3 separate regions of the Homo sapiens genome follow, and regions 2 and 3 are each linked to region 1. Evidence: chromatin contacts called from ENCODE Hi-C or POLR2A ChIA-PET data. All regions are on one chromosome and are shown on one strand. Each heading gives the region's core, a stretch centred on a gene start or an enhancer-like site at or near the end of the contact. The rest is flanking DNA. Distances are from core to core; before and after follow the strand shown.

What was found. Hi-C counts contacts between places; a loop is a spot of excess contacts on that map. ChIA-PET counts read pairs that join two places held with the same protein, here RNA polymerase II (POLR2A). Pooled maps may share reads with other maps.
Region 2: a loop to region 1 is called in a map of endothelial cell of umbilical vein, with 6 times the contacts of the local background. The contact joins two enhancer-like sites. A Hi-C loop is called at or near these places in 24 of 168 maps with a recorded cell type or tissue (GM12878, HCT116, IMR-90 and 18 more), 10 of 37 single-sample maps with no recorded cell type and 34 of 50 pooled maps. POLR2A ChIA-PET finds 5 or more read pairs at or near these places in 3 of 52 experiments (AG04450, BJ and HEK293).
Region 3: a map of chondrocyte shows a loop between it and region 1 (4-fold over the local background). The contact joins two enhancer-like sites. A Hi-C loop is called at or near these places in 37 of 168 maps with a recorded cell type or tissue (CD4-positive, alpha-beta T cell, CD4-positive, alpha-beta memory T cell, CD8-positive, alpha-beta T cell and 25 more), 14 of 37 single-sample maps with no recorded cell type and 34 of 50 pooled maps. POLR2A ChIA-PET finds 5 or more read pairs at or near these places in 2 of 52 experiments (MCF 10A and naive thymus-derived CD8-positive, alpha-beta T cell).

What each region holds. Positions count from the first base shown.
Region 1 is chr18:58,319,942-58,323,385 of GRCh38, forward strand. It overlaps NEDD4L (NEDD4 like E3 ubiquitin protein ligase), which reads left to right. Exons shown (of 31, transcript NM_001144967.3): 7 at 2,484-2,545; 8 at 3,291-3,393. Among named protein-coding and RNA genes, the nearest start is that of MIR122HG, 120 kb to the right of the region's middle. Within about 2 kb of position 2,195, at least 13 of the 41 ENCODE cell types and tissues checked have a DNase peak (open chromatin) inside an H3K27ac peak, as active enhancers do; they include body of pancreas and stomach, where a contact is called at or near this core.
Region 2 is chr18:58,139,170-58,142,613 of GRCh38, forward strand. The region is part of intron 1 of NEDD4L (NEDD4 like E3 ubiquitin protein ligase); the gene reads left to right. Among named protein-coding and RNA genes, the nearest start is that of NEDD4L, 97 kb to the left of the region's middle. Within about 2 kb of position 1,587, at least 2 of the 41 ENCODE cell types and tissues checked have a DNase peak (open chromatin) inside an H3K27ac peak, as active enhancers do; they include body of pancreas, where a contact is called at or near this core.
Region 3 is chr18:58,175,734-58,179,177 of GRCh38, forward strand. All of the region lies in intron 2 of NEDD4L (NEDD4 like E3 ubiquitin protein ligase), which reads left to right. Among named protein-coding and RNA genes, the nearest start is that of NEDD4L, 130 kb to the left of the region's middle. Within about 2 kb of position 1,614, at least 7 of the 41 ENCODE cell types and tissues checked have a DNase peak (open chromatin) inside an H3K27ac peak, as active enhancers do; they include stomach, where a contact is called at or near this core.

The DNA of each region.
Region 1 (3,444 bases), core at 945-3,444:
GTTACTGCCCCATTTTATAGATGAGGACACTGAGGCCAAGAGAGATAAGGAACTTGCCCTTAGCCACTTGGCTCTGTAAGTAACAAAGCCAGGATGCAAACCTAGGAGATCTGCCTTTTGACCTGTGTGATATCAGTCATTTAAGCTGCATAGGGTATGGACAGACTCAGGTTCAGAGTCCCTCTAAGCTCCGTGGTTTTCCCTCTTCACTCTCTTGCATGTTCTCTGCTGCTCCTAGATTGCTCATGCCCACTGGTGATCCTGTAGGCTTTGTCATACTGTTTGATTTCCTATGTTTAAACTGTCCTTTCTCCCTGTTCTCTACCTCTCAAAGCCTTCCCATCACCCTGTATTGTATTGAACTCCACATCCAAAACCATTTTGATTTCCAAGTCAGAGTCCGTCTGTTCCCTGTACCCCAAGTCTCACAGAATGTAACCTCTCTGTGTCAGTGAATTTGTTCTGCCTTAGCTTCTAGTGGATTGTTGACATGATGGCTCTTCCCTTGTAATTGTAACCATAAGGACTGCTATACCATGTTGTATCCACATGTCGTTGACATAATATTGCTCTCAAATTATTTGTTGGTTGGCAGGGCATGGTGGCTTATACCTGTAATCCCAGCACTTTGGGAGGCCAAGGCAGGAGGACGTCTTGAGCTCAGGAGTTTGAGACCAGCCTGGGCAACATAGGAAGACCCCCATGTCTATAAAAAATAAAAATATTAGCCAGGCATAGTGGCACACACCTGTGGTCCCAGCTACTTGGGAGGCTGAGGTGGGAGGATCACTTGAGCCCAGGAAGTTGAGGCTGCAGTGAGCTATGATTGTGCCCCTATACTCCAGCCTGGACAGCAGAAGACCCTGTCTCTAAATTAAATAAATAAATGTTGGTTTAATAAATGAAAAAAGGAAGGAAAACCAGCAATAGTTTTCTTAATAAATTATCCATTTATTTCCTTATATATATTTACAAACCTTTTGGTAGAAAATATTTTCAAAATGTATGTTTATTACTGCCTCATAAGAACAGTCTAGAAAATATAATTTACTTCATTCAATGATAGTGAATTTTGAGAGCCTCCATAGTTTACTACAGATCAGATGAATTGAGTGCTTACGTGAGTACCTACTTGGTGCCAGGCAATGTTCTTGGCACCGGTGATCCAATGGTGAGCAAATTCAAGTCTCTGTTCTCATGGGCTTACATTCTGGAAGTGATGGATAATAAACTAGTATGTCAACAAATGAACAGGTACTTTCAGAAAGTGATATGAGGAAGATACAGCAGGACGATAGGATGGGGGGTGATAAGGGTGGCTGATGGTGGGAACTCTAAAGGATGAGACCTGGGATCTCACACTTGGATGGCAAAGTGGAAACAGCCATGCCATCCAGAGTCAGCTGTCCAGCAGAGGGACCTGCCTGTGCATGGGCCCTACTGCAGTACATATAATCTGCATCCATGGCAGATGAGGACAGGATGGTTGGGAGTACAAGGAAGGAAGAGAGAGACTGGTTCCCAATGAGGTTAAAGTTGATTCAAGGCCAGATTATAGTTGGTCTTCTAAGTCATAGGAAAGAATTTTCAGTTTATTATGAGAGGAGTAGGAACCCATTGAGAGTTTAAAGCAGAGAATGACATAAACAGATAACATTTCAAATAGCAGTGCATACGTACATACATGTGTGTGCATGCACGCGCACACAAACCTGATACAGTAAATCACTGGACTGGTTTATCTCTTGCTATAAAAGTATTTGAAATTGTGTTTAATTGAAGGGTCTAGGTATTTGAGGTTTTACTGAATATATAGTATTTAAAGATTAATGAAATAGTCACACTTATTTATCCAATTTCCTGCTTTGGTAGGAACTTCACAATGAACTTCACACAATCAAATGAACACTGATTTCTTTAAAAATGAACAAATACTCCACTTGTACTCATAGCTTCATGAACTGAACCTCAGCAGAAGGTTGATCGGTGCTGCTTCCTGGGGTGATCTCTGTGCAGGAGATAGTCTTTCAATTCTCTTAGGCTGATGTTGTGAGATTTTAATACAAAAAACAAAGTTTCCCTCAAAGATTAAATCTTGTATATTCTTCTGTTTACTCCACCCATATGTGTCTCGAGTCACAGGCATATAGCAAGGCACTGGTGACCGCTGGTTCTCCGAAGTGAATCAGCTCTGTGAGACTGAGGCCACACCCTGCAGTTAGAAATTTTACTTGGCAATGACAGCTGTAATTTTGTCATTTGTCTGTGGCTGGGGCTGGCTCCTAAAACCCGGTGTGGATAGTGACATCTAGTGGATCTCTAGTAGATCAGTTCCGTGGACTGTCAGGTACCAAGTGAAGAAACACATTCAGCGGTGCCACATTCTAAAATTCAAAATATATTCTCTGTAATCCAGTTGCCTGTATCTAAAACATGAAATTATTAGGAATATTAAAATTTAATTTACTGTTTTTTCCCCACAGACAGAAGATCCAACCATGGAGCGACCCTATACATTTAAGGACTTTCTCCTCAGACCAAGAAGGTGAGGCTTGTGGGTATGGGTGGGTGGGGATGCCTGCCCTGCATGCTGTAGGTATAGGTGGGGATGCCTGCCCTGCGTGCTGTGGATATGGGTGGGTGGGGATGTCTGCCTTGCTTGCTGTGGTGTGGGTGGGTGGGGATGCCTGCCCTGCATGCTGTGGGGATGCCTGCCCTGCGTGCTGTGGGTATAGGTGGGGATGCCTGCCTTGCGTGCTGTGGATATGGGTGGGTGGGGATGCCTGCCTTGCATGCTGTGGGTGTAGGTGGGGATGCCTGCCTTGCGTGCTGTGGATATGGGTGGGTGGGGAGGCCTGCCTTGCATGCTGTGGGTATAGGTGGGGATGCCTGCCTTGCGTGCTGTGGATATGGGTGGGTGGGGATGCCTGCCCTGCGTGCCGTGGGTGTGGGTGGGTGGGGATGCCTGCCCTGCATGCTGTGGGTATGGGTGGGTGGGGATGCCTGCCCTGCGTGCCGTGGGTGTGGGTGGGTGGGGATGCCTGCCCTGCGTGCTGTGGGTATAGGTGGGGATGCCTGCCCTGTGTGCTGTGGGTATGGGTGGGTGGGGATGCCTGCCCTGTGTGCTGTGGGTATGGGTGGGTGGGGATGCCTGCCCTGTGTGCTGTGGGTATGGGTGGGTGGGGATGCCTGCCCTGCGTGCTGTGGTGGTTGGCTTTTGCTGAAGACGATTTTAAGTGTCCTTTGAAGTCACAACCCTTCTAACCAATTTTCTTCCATTATGTGTGCAGTCATAAGTCTCGAGTTAAGGGATTTTTGCGATTGAAAATGGCCTATATGCCAAAAAATGGAGGTCAAGATGAAGAAAACAGTGACCAGAGGGATGACATGGAGGTACGTGGAGGGCGTCAGGCCTCTCTCCTTGCCTTGAGATCATATTCATGT
Region 2 (3,444 bases), core at 337-2,836, 180 kb before region 1:
AAACTGAGAGATTGTTTTCTGTAGTCTTTGACTGCATGCATAGTCTAGGGCTGGACTTGGGAGGAGAGGATAATTTGGCCACAATAGGATTCCTTATTATCTGTCTCTTCCCTCCCAACCCCTCCCCCGACCCCCGCCCCATACAGGAGACCCTCAGATACATTTCTGTCAGTACCCTCAGTTACATATTTTGGGAGACGTAATACTTAATGAACCAAAACTCTGTTTTGCTGGCAGGGAAAAAAATTGGGCTGATACAATCAAGATAATCCTATCAACTTTAGGATTATTAGGAATGTTGATAATCCTATCAACATTCTATCAACTCTGTAATCAGAAAAATATATTTAAAATAATGCGTGTTTGTTAAAAATAACCAAACAAAATACAGAAAAAAGCAAAGTAAAAATTGACAATCCCCTAACTCCAGTGTTGGTAGTTAGGGACAGAAGAAGGGTGGAGGATGTCTTTTGTCTGTGTTACATGATTACAGCAAAAGTCACTCTTCATTCTGGTAGAGCCATAGAAATCTGGCCGAGCAGAGGCAGCTGTGCCTGAGGAGCCTGACTTCGAATCAGCTGTGTTCATCTTTGCTAACCTCCCAAAGGGAGGAAGCTCAGGAAACCACCGTAGAACCCCCTAAAAGGGGAGGGTGGCTACAGCTGAGCAGGTGGGGGCAGGCAGGAGTGGAGAGAGGCGAGGATGATGAGTCAGGCAGGTGAGATGGAGGCTTTGTAGGTTATGTTAAGGCTCCTAGACTTAGCATTTCAAGCAGGGATGTGACCTGATCAGATTTATATTTTGCTTGCATTGCTGATGGACATTGGTTCAGTGCTCATTGTACTGGAAGGGTCAAGAATAGAGGCAGGGACCCAAATTTAGGGGGCTTCCCAGGGAATCCAGGGGAGAGGTGTTGTGGCCTGGACTAGATTTGGAACATCCAGAAGGGGACTGGAGCAATGACATACCTATACCTAGTCCCAGAGGGCCCCGATCTAGCTAAGGACAGAGCGTGCAGTCTTGCAGCTGCTGGGCTGATGACATGCTGGGGAGTGTATACCTGGGAAATTCTGGTACAGAGATAAAGGAAATGCTCAAGCCTCCACCTATGAATTTGCCCGGTGATTAAAATCATACTTCCTAAGCTTTATAGAAGCCCTCTGTTTGTCCCACAAAGGGCCACTAGCACAAGGAAATACATAATGTGTTCCCTTGTCATTTTATAAAAATGTAGACTGGTGCTGCCTGCTGTGAAAATGCCAGTCAGGTTGCTTCCTTCATAGTAATCAGTGGATTCTTTTGTCCATTTCTGAGTGGAGGATTAGCCCTCTGTTTGCCCCACAAAGGGCCACCAGCACGAGGAAATACATAGTGTGTCCCCTTGTCATTTTATAAAAATGTAGACTGGTGCTGCCTGCTGTGAAAATGCCAATCAGGTTGCTTCCTTTATAGTAATGAGTGGATTCTTTTGTCCATTTCTGAGTGGAGGATTCCTTTCCATAACGTGGTGTATTTGCAGTGTTTCTCTCAGAGGAGGAGTGCCTTTCTGGTGTCATCTGTCCTGTTGGTGGCAGAGTTCTGCTGCTGAATTAAACCTTTGTGTCGGCCTTGGCCACTCTTATGGCTCTGCTGGAGGTAAAGCCAGTGGAGTGGCCTTGTGGCATTTGCTCCGAGTTGTTGCTCATTTTTCTGAGATTATCAGAGGCCTTAGAGGGAAGCATTGAGGATTTCATTATGCTCCGATAACTATCACGTTGTCAATAATATGGTTCTGATAAGAGTGATGGGGGATGGTGGGGTTTTGTGAGTTGACAGACGTGGGTTTGAGACCCAGCTCTCCAGTCAGAAGCCAGCGCCAGGCCTGTTTCTCTTCTCTGAGTTTTAGTGTCCTCAGGTGGAGGGGAGGATAATATTAATAACACCTTCCTGATGTGGCTCCACTGGGCTGGCCACGCCATGGGCACCCAGCACGGGGTGGCTGCCCTGGTTCGTGTTAACCATCAGCAGGGTTGGAGAGCTCCCTCCTTACTGGTGTTGGAGGTCATTACCTGGCGGGGGATGTGGTAGATAAAGCACCTTTTATTGTCCCTACACAAGGCAACTATGGGGTAACACAATATAAGTTATTCAGATTAGAGAAAATATGAACTCTTGCTACAGTGTTACTGCAGACAGGCACATATGGTTTGTTAGGATGACATTTAAAAAAAGTCATTTTGAGTTACAGAATAAAATCAAACAAAATTCCTTTAATCACCAGGGCTGGGATGGAAATAAGGCAAAATGTTGATTCCTTTGAAAGACAATTTTTGGGTTTTTTTTGTTTTTTTTAAAAAAACTTTATGTGTTGATGGTTTACTCTGGTCTAGTCGTTCCTACTCCTATTCTGAAAGCAGGCCTTGAATTCCTGATTGTGTACAGGATTGTGTACAAACAATCAGGAATTCATCATTCATATGAAGAAGTTCTGTTTTTCCCTCTAGTGTCATGAATATTTTCATGTACGTATATGTTATGTGACTAGTGTTAAGAATGCATGTATTATATATGTGCATGCGTCTCATTTACATTGAATGTAGCTAAAAGGAATATTTGAAAAGTATACCTTGCCTGTCTCCAATTTCTACATTTCAAGTTAAAAATGGGAAATAATCTTAGAATCCATGCCTGTGGTTCATAAGCCTGGCTCAGCTCTTGCATTCCCAGCTACTGTCTGACGAAACTCACAGGAGCTGTGAAAACAACGCTGTTTTGTGAAAGCCAAGTAGGAGCTTAGGGTCATGGCAAACTTCAGAGAAATGTAAAGGAGCAGGCACTGTGGGTTTTGTCTACCCCACCCCCCCGACCCCACTGCCTTCCAAAATTTCTTTCTTTTTTTTTTTTTTTTTTTTTTTTGAGACAGAGTCTCGCTCTGTCACCCAGGCTGGAGTGCAGTGGCGTGATCTGGGGTCACTGCAAGCTCCACCTCCTGGGTTCACGCCATTCTCCTGCCTCAGCCTCCCGAGTAGCTGGGACTACAGGCACCCGCCACCACGCCCGGCTAATTTTTTTTTTATTTTTTGTAGAGACGGGATTTCACTGTGTTAGCCCGTACGGTCTCGATCTTTTGACATCGTGATCCACCTGCCTCGACCTCCCAAAGTGCTGGGATTACAGGCGTGAACCACACCGCGCCCAGCCCCAAAATTTCTAATTGAATTTTAACCTTCCACTTTTAAGTTCTGATCCTGATTTATAAAAACCTATGTAATTTTCTTCAGCTTTCAGAAGGAATGTCTTGTATCTTCCTATGGGGGTGTTGGGGGAACTGATATTGACAGAGGTCCTCTGACATTTCATAGCCTGGCAAATAGGGTCAAACATGTTCCAGACCTCAGAGGATTGCTGAGGATAGCTTTCTACTTAAGCTAGATAAAAGAAGTTTTGGGAATCTTACCTTGCACT
Region 3 (3,444 bases), core at 364-2,863, 140 kb before region 1:
ATGACATTAAAGGATAGTAACTCCCTCCCGCAAATATAGATAAAAACCTCTTTACTCCCTAACAACCACACAACTATTTACATTTTTGTGTTTACCTCCTAGTCTTTAAGTATATGAATGCATGCAACGTCCTTTAAAAATATGTCAATCCTAGCCTCCACACCACCCAGCCGACCAGGTTTCCCAGAGGGAAGCATTGGAAATGGCAGATGGGTAAATGCACAGAGCTGGCAAATCTCCATCCTGCGGGAGGCTTGCTGTGCAATATAGCCATCGCCACAATAATGGATCTTCCTAATGATCCGGAATCACTGAGCAAAGACTGTGCCATGTTCAGTATACACTAAGTGAGCATGCAGGGAATATATGATCAGTTTACAAACATTTCCACATAAGCTTTTTTCTCTCTCCCACTCCAGTTTTGGTAAATAAAAGAGCAAACTAGACTGCTTTCTTTCTCTCTCTCACTCTCCCCCTGTCTCCCTCCCTCTTCCTCTCTGTCCCTGTCCCTCTCTCCTGCCTCCCTCATTCACTCTGTCGTCCTCTCTCTCTCCTCCTCCTCCTTCCTTCCTTGCTTCATTTCCCCCCTCATCTCTTTCTTCCTCACCCTTTTTAAAAAGAGACAGGAGTCTTGCTCTGTTGCACAGGTTAGAGTGCAGGGGTGCAATCATAGCTCACTGTAACCTCAAACTCCTGAGCTCAAGCAGTCCTCCTGCCTCAGCCTCCCCAGTAGCTGGGAGTACAGGCACACTACCATGCCCAGCTAATTTTTAAAAATTTTTATAGAGGTGTTGTCTTGCTGTGTTGCCCAGGTGGGTCTCAAACTCCTGACCTCAAGTGACCCTCCCGCCTTGGCCTCTCAAAGTGCTGGAATTACAGGTGCAAACCACTGTGTCCAGCCAGACAGGTCACTTTTCTGTACCATTCCCTGATGTTGTGAGATTAGTGAGAGTCCCTACTGTGGAACCTTGTTCACGTTGCCCTGACTCCTGATGCATGGATATTTGCTGTTACCAAAGACACCTCTGCTTTACCAAATGTTTTGACAGAGTGGAAGGAAAACTACAAGACTTCTTGCCCTCGTTTTCTTCAGTCTAGAATGATGCTGGGGTCACTGAGTCTGTAGGGCAGAGAATCTGATGTGTTTTTTAGGAAGCGGAAGGTGTCTGACACATAGATGTTTGACAAATTTTGTTAATCTGGTCAGAGTGCAGCCTAGAAAATTAAATTAAAAAGCTGCTGAGGAGTGCTGGGGTCGCATTTTGACATAGATACAAAGGCACCAATAGGGCCAAAAGTATGAGGCCAGTCCTAGGGCTGGTGAAGTTTGGATCCCCTGCCTGACATTGTGTCCTGAGCCCCTGGCCCCTTCCTGCACCTCTCCCTGAGCCGCCGGCCCCTCCTCATTCCTTCCTCTCCTTTATCTTCCGCTGTCTTTGCCTGTGCCCCCACGCCCGTGCCCTGAATCTGGAGTCTTTGTCTTAGTGCATTCTGTTTGTCTCACTGTCTTCCTCTGTTTTCCTTTTCTTGCGGGGAGGAAGGGTAGAAAGAGTGTAAGAAGCTCAAGTATGAGGAAGGGAAGGTTGCCAACTTGAGATGAGTCAGAAATGAAAGCAGTTCTGAATGTGTAAGACAATGAGGAAAATATTTATTTAACAAAAATTGAACTACCAACCAAGCCTTCAGGAACACAGCCAGAAGGTGCTGTGTAGGGAGAGGTGTGCATTAGGATGCTGGAGCGTGGCTGCCGGCGTCCCCACCCCAGGAGGAAGGGACTCGTTTCTCTGAACCTTTTTAATGGTTCTCCCCATTGTAGACAGGACTGGCTCTCCACCCCATCCTCAGTGGGTGCAGCTTTGGGGAGGCCGTGAGGCTGGTGATCTTGGGGCCTCCTATGCATCTGTGTTATTGAAGGTAACAATGTCCCTTCTACCCAAAAGTCATGCTTTTAAAAACGCACAATCTTGAATCCATTTGGGAAACATCTTTGGAACTCCAGAATGTTGTCTTTCTCAGATATGTATTGCCAATGTTGTATTACTTCATTTGCTAAGAAACATTGTCATCGACTTTATAAAATTATTGAATAATTCTATTTGGGGGAGAAGCCTGGAAGCTAAGATTTTAAAGGTTATTTATAAGTTAAGTGAACTGGCAAATTCTTAAATGGTAAATAAAACCTTTCCTACATGCTATAGGTAGTTATCTAAATCAGGGCCTAACAAGCTTTTTTATTTATTTTCCTGTAAAAAGCCAGATACTAAGTAGTTGAGGCTTTGCAGGACTGATGGTCTCTGACATAGCACTAAAGCAGCCTTGGGCAATACATAAACAAAGGGGCATGTGTGTGAGCTGATGGTCCACGGGCTGCAGTCTGCCAACCTCTGATGTTATAAGCCATTGATTTTCTACAACATATATATTTAGAACTGGGAGTGTCAGTGTTATTTTGTCATGGTTTCCAGATTAAACTCTTTCATATTGCTGCTGGTCGGTCAATGACAGACTAATTCTGCTAGCATTGACTTTCTGGGCCAGGGAATGGGGTTCCTAGATAGTGCAGTAGCTTTTTATTTATTTTCTTTTCCATTCAAGGGTAACATGCTTAAAATACAGCGTATGAAGCTTTTGGATATCCACTGTAAATTTTAAGGTCTAAAAATGAATGCAATTGTGAAATGTTTTTGCCTTAGAGAAAACGCTCTCACTGCTTTGTGTTAATAAATGCATGAAAAATAATGATGAATTAAATGCATACAAACAGATGCAGACATAATTTAGATGAGTGTATTGCAATTAAAATATTGCCCACTTTCGCTACGGAATATTCGTTGGACTTATGACCTTAGTGTAAGTAATGTTTAATAAGGAATCTGCAATGTGTAACTCCTCCGTAAATTATTAAAAGGATTGGCATTCCTACTGTATAATATCAACACAAGGGATAGAAAATATGCCTGGATTCTTAATGAATGTGTGCTAACGTTCCTTCTGGCATAGGAATGTGTAGTAAATACACTTCAAGGGTTGTTCGCATTTTTATCCGTCATTGTTATAGGCATGTTATTGTGTGTCTCCTATTGAAGAACTGATTGATCATTGTTTTAAGCTTCTGTGACTTTTAGATGCTTAAAACTAGGCGTTCATGGTAGGAAAGTAGAGAAACATGTGGAAGAAATACTGCGTTTCAAGTTTGGGAGTGGCTGGTAGAAAAATCAAACTAGGCTAGTCTTACAGCTTTATCGCAGTTTTGTTTTTTTTCCTAGTAGGAAAATGATAGTATTGGTTGTATATTAAAACACTCTCTCTGACACTGACTTGAATCACGTGCGAGTTCATTGAGAACAGGGATTTTAACTTGGTTAGGTGATTTTAAACATTATTTAGCAAATCTGGAAAACAAAAGAGAAATTTTCAAATATCTTTCTTCCACGGTGGTGTACT